2 separate regions of the Homo sapiens genome follow, and region 2 is linked to region 1. A link is an interaction called in ENCODE POLR2A ChIA-PET data of the cell type or tissue named here. Cell type or tissue: MCF 10A. All regions are shown on one strand. Links, peaks and the distances in the headings refer to the core of each region. The heading gives the core; the rest is flanking DNA.

Region 1 (6,364 bases), core at 1,632-5,631:
TTTATAACTGGCATGATTTTCAGGGTGGCTGGTGGAATACCAAAGTCACTGAATACCAAACATCACAAAGTTGGCTTGGGCACTTTTTTCCCAGGAGTAAAGCAGTGTCCAGTAAAATCTGGAAGAATATTGTTTTACCGGAACATCTTGAGATTCCTGTTGAGCGAGCTTTTTCCTTTTTGCATAATTTTGGTGATCCTTTTTGCTCCATTGTAAATGAGTTCCCAAAGCTCTTCTTCAGTTGATTTTTTATATGGCAAGTTAATAGAGTATCTTATTTCTGAGATGTGGAGATAAGGAGTCAAAAAAGTAACTTAATAGAGAGAAAGCATATCAACTCCAGGAGAAGGAATTATACTGAGAAAGAAGTAATGGCAAAAGTTTAGTGTCTGAAATTTTATATCTTAATGACAGATTGGCTAAATGATCAGAAAATAGATTTAAGGAAATGACACTAAATTGGAAGGAGATGAAATAAATGAGCTTCTAACTAACGTTTAACCATATTTCATGATTATAAATATTAAGCCAGGTGCATTTCTGGGGTTTTTACTATTCAAATATAAACAGTTGGGCCTCTGAAGAGAACAACACTACATTTTATTATTCTAACATTACAAATACTTTTGAGTATTTCTAGAATGTGATATACTTTTTCTGACTAAACAGCATTATCTCTTAGTTAAGATCCAATGCTACAATTTGACCCCTTCTGGCAAATTAAATATAATTATGCAAACTACTAGGATTTGGGCCTAATCTAATTAATACGGTACATATAAAGCAGATAATAATTTCCCTGGTGGAAAACTAGATTGTCTAATTTCATGTTTGAAATGTGGTTTAGAAAAACATTGTATTATGTAAGAAAGATTTCATTATCTTATGTATTCTGTTTACTCAGCCCCATAATGGACATGTTTAGAAAAATAAAGCCCAAACTGGAATCTTCAAATGATGACATCTTGTTTCGGAAATTTAAAATTAAAAAATAAGATATTCCATGAAACTAGAAAAAGAATAATTTCATTTAGAGAAGATTGCTTTTTCTCTAATAAAGTACAAACATAGCACTACTATAATTTTTCTCTTTATATAGCCACAAGCAGTACTGAATATGATTTAATGGAGATAATTCTGTTCATTTAAACATAAAAGTTTAAGGGCTTAAAATTGATCTAGATTAGATGCATGCCAATAAATTCCAATCACAAACTTTCTGGATGATATTTATAATCCTGAGATTGAGTGCACGCTTTTTAAAATGTCTGAATCCCATTAGCATTAATCAGTGCTGTATGTGTGCACTGAGCAGAAATCAAGAAAGAATTTTGTTTAGTGCCCCTTACCAAGAAAACAAAAGAAACTATCTGTTTCATATGGAAAAAAAACAGGTCTTTTTTTTGTTGCTTTTCTCATACAAAAGTGAATTCTATATGTAACTGAAGTCCTGGTTTAATAACACTGAATATTCGTTTTTCATCTAAAGGAAGTGCACATGGTGTAGTGAGACAAGGAGCTTTCTCAGGCCTGTGTCATTTCCAAGTGTGTGAACACAGTCTTTGCTCATTTGTTCCTTAGCTCCTCGGGGAGACTGCCAACAAGCAGGCCAGCTCTCAAGCTGTATTGTGCAAAGATTTCTAGCTCACAGGAGTTGGATTTTTTTTCCACAGGTAAAAATGTCAACGTCATAAAGCTGTCTAAACACATGTTGGAGAGCAACAACTTTTAGAAAGTAGTAGCCTGTGTTACTTATTTTTAGCAGAGAAACATCAGTCTGGTGGATAAAGAGAAAAAGTTCTGTTGAGAATTCTAATGCTATATTTTCTACTCTGCTTGTAAACCTGTAATGACAAATATATTCCTGAGAAATAAAGCAGTAGAAGCAGTGTTTGTGTTGTGAGTTTATGTTTATGTGCTATTAAACAAGCACAAATGTGAGTGATGCTAGCAGCTACTTTCATTGTGCCAGGGATTCCCCACTCATGGGCTACATACCTTTGAGATGGGGAAGGCGGCACAGAGTTGTAGTAAAGAAAGGAGGAGGGAGCAATAATCCTCATGTTCATGTGGAGTTTTAACTGAGTGGTATTAAAAATGCAACCATCGTAATGTGATATGGAAGGGCCCTCAAATATTTTCTATTAAGAACAAAAATAAATCATCTCATATCTTAGATTTGCTTCAGAATAATCTGAAGTGGGATGAGTAAGTAAAGCACAGATAAAATAAGGTGGGTCATGAGATGATAATTGTTAAAGCTGGGTGATGGATACATGGAGGTTTGTTAAACAGTCTCTAACTTAGGATTTTTTTTTTTATTTTCCAAAATAATAAGCTTAAAAATATTATGCTTAGAAAGGTTGGAGACCACTGCTTTTATACTAAACTATCAAGTAATTTTGCTTAAAAATTCTTGCACTGGGTACCCAATTGATGACAAATATGAGAGTAGTCAAGTTGTTAAAGCAAATATTAAAGTGGGTTACGGAATGCTACATAAGAGATACAATTCAATATTCTTACTATAGGGGTGCCCAGATCTAGTTTTTACACTTAATCTAATTTTTATCTCACATCAAATATTGGAAAGAAAAAACATAGCATTTGTGTACCCACAATGGATTATAAGATCTATTGACTGAGAAAAGCCTAAAAATTAATATGCATTTATCACAATTACCTGTTATGCCCTTTTTCCTTTTTCCCTCTCTTCCTGTCTCTATTTTTCTCTAATCCAGTGCTATTTACCTTAAGTTTGAAGATAATGACCTATTTCATAATTTAAGTGGCAAACACAAATTAGAATACATCCTTTTGGGCTATTACTCACAACCACTTCGTCTGCGACAACTGTTCTACTTTTCTTTAGCCTTGGCAAGCTATTCAGAACAACATTTCCTTCTTTTCATTCTTATGCAGGGTGATTGTTTGGTGCTGATACAACATTGACTTTTCCCATAATTTAGCTTAGAGTGTTTTACACTGGGGAGTTCCAATGTGTTTAAATTGTAAAACTTTTTCCGAGCATTTTTGTAGCAGAACTCCATGTTCTAATAGCCCCGGCAAAGTTGTTTTTAATACTTTTTCTCTACGAATTTTCATTAAAATTTAATTCCATTTTAACTTTGTCAATTTTCCCCAAAGATAAATTAAGACACACAGAGAGATTGTCATTTCCTGTTTGAAGTCTCATTCCTGTGTACAATGTCAGTCTTTTTTATTTAGGCCTATGCCATTCCATCAGGGTAAATAACTTTCTAACTAGTCATTTAAGAGCAACTCCCGGGAAACTGTGATGCAATCCCACATATCAGCCAGGTGAGTTACGTTGGGATCAAAGATTATGTGATCGCATGTATGTGTGTTTCTTTGTCATATAAGTTATACTCTGGCTTATCACTGCGTGATAACTTTACATCAACTTCCCACATTCTTATCTTTTGAATGATATGTATGGTGAGCTGACCAGTGGGTTTTAAGATGTAGTAGCAGAAGAATCCAACAGAAAACTGTGGAGATTTTAGCTGAGATAGGAATTTTTAGGTTGGTCATATTCGCTTTGGGGATGAATTGCCATGATTTTGTGCTCTCAAGGTATTGTCTTCTGCTTTCTTCAGTAGGTTTTGGAGATACTTTCAGAAATGTCTGCATTTCTTGTGAAAATACTAGAGCTAGTGATGTGTTCCTGTAGCATAGCGGGCTTTAATTTTTCCTGCTCACATACAGCCTAATAGAATTTTGAAAAATATGGTGTGTCCCCCTTGCACATTGTTAACAGCTGAAAACTTTTCTTATACGTTCAAATAGTCACAGAGGATGTGATTTCCCTGGTGTTGTAAATATTCTCCTTAAAAATATAACTGTTACATCACTTTTTAAGTAATAACTAATGTAATCTAAATGTTATGGCAATTCAATACCCCTACTATCCATTTAAAAACACATTATACATATTATTAAGCTTTCTTTAATAGATATTTACATCATTTTTTTCCTTAAACTCATGTTTCCATTCCACTTTGCCAAGGAATTTTGTTCCAATATATGTTTATGCTTGAACAAATTGATGACCCTATGTTTCACTTCAACAAAAATATTTATATAAATAAAAATTTGTGTAAATTTACTTCCCTGTAATCATAACACCCAAACTTCTAGAGGGCTCACATTACAATTATTAGCAGTATATAATTGATCCAAATGATTTTAAACATTGACAAAAAGAGTTAATGTAAGTAAATGTTTACTAAGAAGTAAATGTAATTTTACTAGAAATACATCTGTTAATGAGATAAATGTGCAGGGAATTGGGCTTTTTAATTTTTTAAAATTCTGCTTCTTTTATTTTCTGTTGTTTTAGGGCTTGTTTTGCCTGACAATCGGTTTGTGTGTATTTATTGCTGAATAGTTATTGCTTATTGCTGGAACGAGATAATTTCAGCATTGATATAGTCCGTATTTTATATTGTTATACATGCATGTCCTGAGAAGTCTTACCATATACATAAGTAGATGGCACTGAAGAAAGGCTTTTTTTGTGTGTTTATTTTGGAGATGAAATTTTACTTAAACTCTTTGAATTGCTTCTGAGCTATATATCCAAAGTCACTCAGCAATCTTTTATTAAAAAATAATCTGGAGGCCAGGCGTGGTGGCTCACGCCTGTAATCCCCGCACTTTGGGAGGCCGAGGCGGGTGGATCACGAGGTCAGGAGATCAAGACCATCCTGGCTAACAGGATGAAACCCCGACTCTACTAAAAATACAAAAAATTAGCTGAGTGTGGTGGCGGGCGCCTGTAGTCCCAGCTACTCGGGAGGCTGCGGCAGGAGAATCTCTTGAACCTGGGAGGCAGAGGTTGCAGTGAGCCGAGATCGTGCCACTGCACTCCAGCCTGGATGACAGAGTGAGACTCTGTCTTAAAATAATAACAATTTGGAGATCTATCAGTGCACAACTTCATGAAGTCTCACACTTGGCTACTACTTCCTACTGCCTTTCTTCTAGAACCTCTTAAGTGAGAAACAGATCTTAAAACTTTCACCAAGACCTCCCAGGCCCCATGCTCCTCTCAGCCTGAATGCAGTTCGTTTCACTGCTTCTTCTCTGAGTAGTGCCAGTCGGCAGGTCGTCAGCAAGCAACACATTCACAGACTGGCTCCTCTAACTGGAGAGGGGATCCTGCCCTGAGACAGAGCCATGGGTGCTTCTCAGTAACTAGATGAGTGGAAGCCAAGCCCCAGATGCTGTCCTACAATGGCATCACATTCCTCTGCCCTATTCTCATCTGTTAAATATGGATTACTATTAATAGCAACCTCTTAGGGTTAACTCAATGTTCCATTGAGTTGCTATACGTAAAACTTTAAAATATTACACAAATGTTAGTAGCCCCATGTTGAGGATGTTTGAACATGATCTGTCCCAATCTTGATCTCCTCATTACATAAACCGGATCTGCTCATAGAACATGATGCTAAGACACATGCAAAAATGTGGCCCAGCCATTTGGACCTGCATTTTATTCTCTAGCCACTTGGTTTCCCAGTTAATGAGCAAGGATCTCATTGACCACCTAGGTCCGCCTTGTTTAGATGAGCATTTGGACCCTGAGATGTTCTTACCTCAGCAGTGTTTTCTTCAGGTAACCTTTGATGCTTTCCCTCTTGTTCCACACATTATATAGTATGGGGCAAGAGACACTCCTGTCTTCTTTCTTGGCCTCTTTCAGGCTGAACTAAACCCAGACAAGCCTTCACTGGAGATGGGGAATTGGATAAATATGGACACAACTGGAGATACAATGATGAAGAGAATTTAAATAACTCAGTCTGTTCACTAAATAAATCTAGATAAAAATAAATACTTACAATAAGAAAGCTTAAGGGAAAGTGACAAAACAGATTTTAACAAGGTATGCAGCTTTCTTTGGGGTATTAATGGTTTATTTTTATTTTTATAAAAATATCTATTAGCAGTATTTATATAGTGAAAAATTAGACAAAGAGCAAAATATTTAACAAAAACTTTATTGTATTTTTTCTATTTTTCTTTCTTAAGATTTCATTTTGAAAGGTTTCAATTTATTAATCAGAAGTTTGCCTCAAATCAATGCTACACAGCAACTGCTGAAGTAATTTTAGTTACGTGTTAAGTTAAAAATTCCCCTCTAAACTGCATGTTCAATCAACTTTCACTGTGAAATAGGATTTGATGACATTTAATACTGACTCTCTTGATACAAAGGGTTGGGAAAAGGTCATTGAGTCAGTTGACATTTGCTGTGTGCCCACTGAGAGTGTGACTCTGTAGTAAGTATTATTATGTAGTAAGTATTAAGTATGAGGCACTTCATGGATCT
Region 2 (6,364 bases), core at 1,427-5,426, 570 kb before region 1:
AAGTATTTTAGAATGTGTCCTCTTTACTGTCTCTTGCAAAAAGCCCTAATGTTTCTCAGTGACTCTGGTCACTTCTGTGGAGATAGATTGGTCTCTTCCTTGGACCATTTCATCTCATATGAAATAAGTGATGCCACATTTATCTCTTTAGCCTTATATTCTTCTATGAAAAGTGGTCTTTTTTAGCAGTAGCAAGGGATATGTTGGTGAAATTGCTTTTGGCCACTGAACATAATGATTCAGGATACTTCTGGGTTTTTTAAAAAAATACCCTGTTATGGATTTATTATCCACTAATTAACTTACACTGAACTTAACCATGGTGTGGCTTCCTTCATGCAATTATAAAACTCATTTCAACAATAGAAATGGAAGTGCAGTGGCCTCTCCTCATCTTGATGGACTCGGTAGGCTCCCCCAGGTGTATCAAGCTAGAGCTATTTTTCTATTTTTCTGTTTTTCTATTTTCTGATCTCTAAACCCTGCCTATTGGTCCAGAGGTTAAATTCAGAGTGATCTATAGAAACATGGCCCAGTTTCCCAAAAACATAGTTGAGATTTGGGACAGATTTCCCATGGACTGGGAACCAAGATGTAAAATCTTGTGTTTGTAAAATCAAATTTTGCAATTTGAAATTCAAATAGGCATACAAAATCATGAAAATATAAGGATGTAGGGTGAATTTCATGTGGTTCACAGGTAGAAACAAATGGTGAAGTGAAGCAGAACCCTCAAATAAACATTTTTTTTATGAGAGAAAGAAAATGTTATGAGATAAAATATAAATGTGGTGTTGAATGAAATCCCCAAATGGAAAAGGGAGGAGAGGAGCAGAGAGGTTCTGAGGAGACAAGCCAAGATTGTGAGGCTGTGAGGGGCTGGGAACCAGCCACAAGTTCAGGCCACAGAAGAGAATGGAAGGGGTAGTAAGTACTCCACAACTTGAGCCAGCTTCTACATCAACCACTTGGCTTCGACTCCGTGTAAAAAAACCCTAGACATCATGACTATATAACCTGAGAGAATCTCCATATCTAGGTGTGTGGATTCTAGATTTTTATTTCAAAATAATCTTGGGCACTTACTCCCTGATACTGGGCTCCTTCTCTTACCTCACCCCACTGATCCCTGGGCCCAGGCTACTACAGTTGCCTCATGTCACATACAATCTGTGCTTGCCTCTGTTTAGGAGGATGCCAAAGACCATTAGGACCTAAATAAGGTTTTCTTATTAAGTAAGTAAAAAATTGGAAATAAAGAAACATTGGAGGGAAATCTGAAGTTTTCGTGTTGGGGAAGGACTGCTTCATTTCTGTGCTTCTCTGGACCCTTTCCTCTGAGATGGGGGAGGTGAACCTGAGCCTCACGTTTGTTTGGATTGTGAAGCCCCAGGGGCTTCTGAACAGACTGTTCTTGATTCTAAGGCAGGACTGCTGAGAGTGCAAAGTTCAGCCTTAAAAATAACATCTCTATCTCTCAACTGGGCAAAGGGCCTTGCACTTTGGAATGAGACAAAAGGTAACCATGGGATTTTGAACTTGAGCAAAGAGAGGGGGATTGTGGGTTCTGGGAAGCTGCTTTTTTGGGGCTTTTTTTTTTTAAAGGAGAAAAATTGACAGTTTATAAATTGGCCAACTTGCTAGCAGATAATCAGTTATTATTGTCACTTGTAGATAGTGTCTGGCAAAATAGAGAGCTGGTAAGAACTAATGATTGCTAGGGACTCTGGAACCAACCTGGTGTCTCTCCCTCAATTTCTTTTCATTTTTCACAGAGCCCATTTCAATTAAGGTAATTAAAAGGCTATTATAATTTGTGAAAGCCTGGGCAAATTATTTATATTTCTTAGTCAGTTTCCTTTCTGTAAATCGGGGCTAAAGGAGCCTTGATGTGAGAAATAAATAAGATCTGACTGTAAAAACCCTGACACATAGTAGGCATGCCATAAGTGCTAGTGCCTTCCTCTCTCCATCTCATTTATTGGCTGACTTCTTTATTCCTTTCTCTAGGTAAAGACTGACAGGTGGAAAGGAAGTAAGAATGATATGAGGAAGGTCTACCTACTGATTTGTCCCGATAAAAGAGAAAGATTTATTTAATAAATGTTCACTGAGCCCTTTTCATGTGAATGTGCATGCTGGGCAGTAGGGAAATGATGAAATTGTACATTATACATTTGATGCCCTCAAGGAGTTTTTAGAGTAGTAGAGAGGCTGAGACAAGATTAGATAAGGGTTCTATAAACTGGTAAATAAGAAGCACTCTGGGAACGGGTAGGAAATGTAAAGTCATTTCTGGTTGGATTCATCGTGGTGTTGGGAACAGAATGGAAGCAGCACTAACAGTGCTTCTCAAGTGCCGACAGCGTGATGAAGAGCATGCGTGTATGATCTTATGCAATACTCACAGCAATTCTGTGTAGTACACATTCTTAGATTCATTTTACATGTTAGGAAATCGAGGCTAAGTTAAGGAACTTATCTGAGATCAAGTAATTAGTAAATGGTAGAGTTGGGGCTCTAAACCAGTTATCTGACTTCTTAACTCTTTTTCCCTATCCCACATTGCTTCAAAGTATTAGGGACAAAAGATAATTCTAGACAAAATGACCACTGTTCATAGGTGGAGATGGAAGAGGGTTCTTTCTTTTGCAGGTGAGGGAAGAACATGAAGAAAGTCCTGAAGCAGGACAATTTATTCTCACTTTTGGCTATGTGATCTTTTCAAAGCAGTATTTCCATGAGGCAGATCCATCAAACAATTAGATGTATTGTACCATGAGGGCAATTTAGGAGCAATGTAGGGCTTATATAGAAATGCCACTGATTAATTACAAAAATGGAGAGGACTTCTGCTTGGTACAGTCACCTGAAAGCCAAATCCCAATTCTGGCTCTGCCATTGACTTCCTGCAGTTCCAAGGCTCTAGGAATAGCGACTGTCCTCACGTGTCTCAGCTACCTTCCTCTTTGTAGTCATCTAGGCATCAAATGAAAGGCTTTTTTTTTTTTTTTAAAGAAATCTTGTTGAATTGTCTCCATATTGTTGCTCTGTTCAGACTCCAGGGACACAGAGTTTCTGGGCAATCTGGAGCTTCTCCAGGAATGCTAACCTTCTCTGAAGGGGGTTGCTCTGAAGAGGCGAAATGCTTGCCTTTCAAAAATACATCCTTAGGGAGGCTATCAGCTGCTTCATTTTTGCACAGTCAGGGAAATTTTATCCTCTGGTAAGGGATTTGAGAACAGTTGGCTGTGGTTGCCTAAAAGACTCCACAAGGACAAATGTCCAGAGCACAGTCACCCCCATTACCCAGAGGCCAAGGTCTCTTTGTTTATACCTCTTGTAGCTTTTCCTGCATTCCTGTCCTGTCTGTCCCAATCTTATACCCTGTTCTGAGTCTAGAGAGAGTCACAGTCATTGGAAGTGACTCCTATAAGAAGCCAATATGTGGTGTAACTTCTTCCTTCATTCATTAATTTGTTAGTTTGTTCATTCATTTTAGGAGAATTTTCTATTGTTAAGAAACACTTGTTACATAACATCAATGTTTTCCTAACTATGAGTCATAAAGAGGATACTAGCTGCCTTTGTTTTGTTCCTACAAAGACACATGAAAATAGGGTTTCTAAAAAATTAAGTACTTTGACAAATGGCATTTTTTGCCCCCTTACCCCAATCAAGTGGTTGGAACCCATTTACTGTGGAAATTTTTGACACTAAAGGTGAACCAGTTTTAATCTTAACTCTTCCCTCAAGACCCGTGAAAGATCAAAGAGGAATTTAGAGAATTTAAACACCAATGGTTCAGGTCCATGTGTGCAGCTGGAATCCACCTCTATCTGGTATCCACTAGGAATAGAGTCTCCTTCTGGCAAACTCACTCTTCTGAAGGCTGTGGATTGGTCTAGTTTGGGTTGTGGGTGGGTCTGAAGATACAAGTCACCTGGGACATCTTTCTCAGTCTCTATGTCTCCATCAATCAAATGATAGCATCATATAGTGTTTATATATTAATAAAAGTTTTGTTCCTTATTATGTCATTAATCCTACCTCAAGTAGATTAGGATATATAATATCCTAGATGTAATAAAGACTGTGAAGAGGGTTCATCAAGAACTTCATTACCAATGGTGTATCAGGTAGAAAGAGAGCATCCCCTGAAGGGGATAAGGGAGATTTTATACTCATGTATCAAACCAAATGTCAGCCAGAATACCAGCATGAAACAGGAATGACTCAGTGGAGTGAGCAGGCCCCAGACAAATGTGTAAAATAGCTGCGGTTGCCTTTTGATATCTTCCATGCTCCTTGTTTCTGCCTTTCTCTCATTCCAACTTTAACAGTACTGTCACTAGCCCATACTCATCTCTCTCTCCCTCTCTGTCTCTCTTTTTCTTTATCAAATCTCCAATATCCAGACATGATCTGAAATGTATTCCCTCTAGGGGCTAGAAGTGACTCAATTTGATATTTCACTCATGAGACATTGAATGTAATAAAAAAAGGATGGAGGTCTAAATATGGACTTTTATACATCTGGGAGCTGAGTGGAAGTGTCTTAAGGGATGAGAGCTTTGTGGAGACACTGGAGTCAAGTGATATAGGTGATTTAATTTACCCTGTTAGACTTCTCAGCAGCATATGACATGTTGACAACCTCCCTGTTTTTGAAGGCAAATTTTTATTTTTTTTAAAATTATATTTACTTATTTATTTATTTATTTAATGTTGCCCAGGCTGGAGTGCAGTGGCTTGATCATGGCTCACTGCAGCCTTGACCTCCCAGGCTCAAGTGATTCTCCTACCTCAGCCTCCAGAGTAGCTGGGGCTACAGGCACACACCACCATGCCTGGCTAATTTATTTGTTTTATAGAGATGGATCTCATTATGTTGCCTGGGAGAATTATTCTTATTTTTCTGTACAGAAAACTCAACAGTGTATGGTTAACCAAGTTTAGTAGCAAGTGTTTCAGCTTTTGCCTTTTCCTGCTTGGCAATGTAAGCCACAGATTTAGGACCCAGGACATTGCTTTCCCAGTGGTGGCAGATCTCATCATATCTGTCATTGTCATTGGTCCTGATAGCTTCCATCAGCTTCATCAAAACTCCTCTGTCTTCCCAGTTAAACTGTGTGAAGGCGACAGTGGTGCAGGTCTTCCTGTGGACTAGACGTCCCAGTCTTGCCTTCCCCTTGATAAGGCAGTAAGGGACCCATATTTTACAACACAGGGCAGGCAGAAAGACAACCAGCTTGATGGGATCCTCATCGTGTTCAGTCACCACCAGTTGAGACTTCTTGTTCTCTACCACGGTGGTGATAGTATTGAAATTGCTTGAAGGACAGGTGGTCTCTTAATGGGGAGAGCCCCTTTGCTGTCAGCTCTCTTCTCAGCCCAGGCCAACAGTCTCTGCTTCTTCCCTTGCTTTGTCTCTGGATTGCACTTGTGGGCCAGCTTAAGCAGTTGAGTAACTGGCAGTCCAAGGCCTGAGTGAGCTGGTTAATGGCAGGAGGAACTTTCGGCCGCTCATGGAGGATAGCCCTTTGCCGCCGCAACTGCATGTAGCGGGGCCATTTGACAAAGCAGGTGAGGTCCCTTTCGTGCGGGATATCCTGTCCAGTGCCAAAATTCTTAGGCCTTTTCTCAAACAGGGACTTCCCACCTTCTTGGCCTCCTGCTTCTTCATGACAGCAGGGGTGGGTGCCACTTTCTTCCCCTTGGCCTCCTTTCCTTTCAGCACCTTAGGCAGTTGGAGGACAGGGTGACAACTGCCTTTTTTAAGAAGCCCTCTCCTGTCTTGGATTTTCTGTCATCATCCTTTCCTGCTCCCTCCATTTCACTGTCCAAAGCATCTCATATCTCTTTGTTCTTCTCTAAACAGCTTTAAATATTGCTGTTCCTAAGGGATTATTCTCAGGCCCTCTTTATTTCTTTCTCTAAACTCTCCCCCTAGGTTGCCTTGTCTATTATCAAGGCTTTAAACACCTTCTTTATGCAGATGTCTTCCAAATTTTTATATCCATCCCTCTGAGCTCCAGACTTACCTAAAAGTTTACTTGACATGTCCAAGTTAAAACAGCTAAGTCAAAACTCTTTATTTTTTTTACTCTTACAACTAATTTCTCGTCTCTACCAGTCTTCCTTAGCTTAATAAATGTCAGTGCCACCCACCTGGTTTGTTATTAAGAGCCATCTTTCATTCCTCTCTTTTCCTCACCGGCTATATCTGCTGCATAATTGATATGGTTTGGCTGTGTCCCCACCCAAATCTCATCTAGAAATGTAGCTTCCATAATTCCCACGTGTTGTGGGAGGGACCGAGTGGGGGATAATTGAATCATAGAGGTGATTTCACCCATACTGT

What was found. ChIA-PET counts read pairs that join two places held together with the same protein. Peaks named below come from ENCODE experiments on the same cell type or tissue, not always from the same donor. Only the 100,000 strongest peaks of a DNase experiment are listed, where the experiment ranks them.
Region 2: POLR2A ChIA-PET joins it to region 1 with 5 read pairs; 1 of 35 experiments calls an interaction of 5 or more read pairs at or near these places.

The regions. Positions count from the first base shown.
Region 1 is chr1:101,147,588-101,153,951 of GRCh38, forward strand. It overlaps LOC101928334 (a long non-coding RNA gene), which reads left to right and starts at 3,028. Exons shown (of 4, transcript XR_426738.4): 1 at 3,028-3,321. In MCF 10A, for the core only: no CTCF peak of the experiment used is centred there; a DNase peak (open chromatin) is centred at 3,294.
Region 2 is chr1:100,581,701-100,588,064 of GRCh38, forward strand. It overlaps the pseudogene RPL7AP17. Among named protein-coding and RNA genes, the nearest start is that of GPR88, 47 kb to the left of the region's middle. RefSeq lists an enhancer at 1,373-1,517 and a cis regulatory region at 1,439-1,452. In MCF 10A, for the core only: no CTCF peak of the experiment used is centred there; a DNase peak (open chromatin) is centred at 3,371.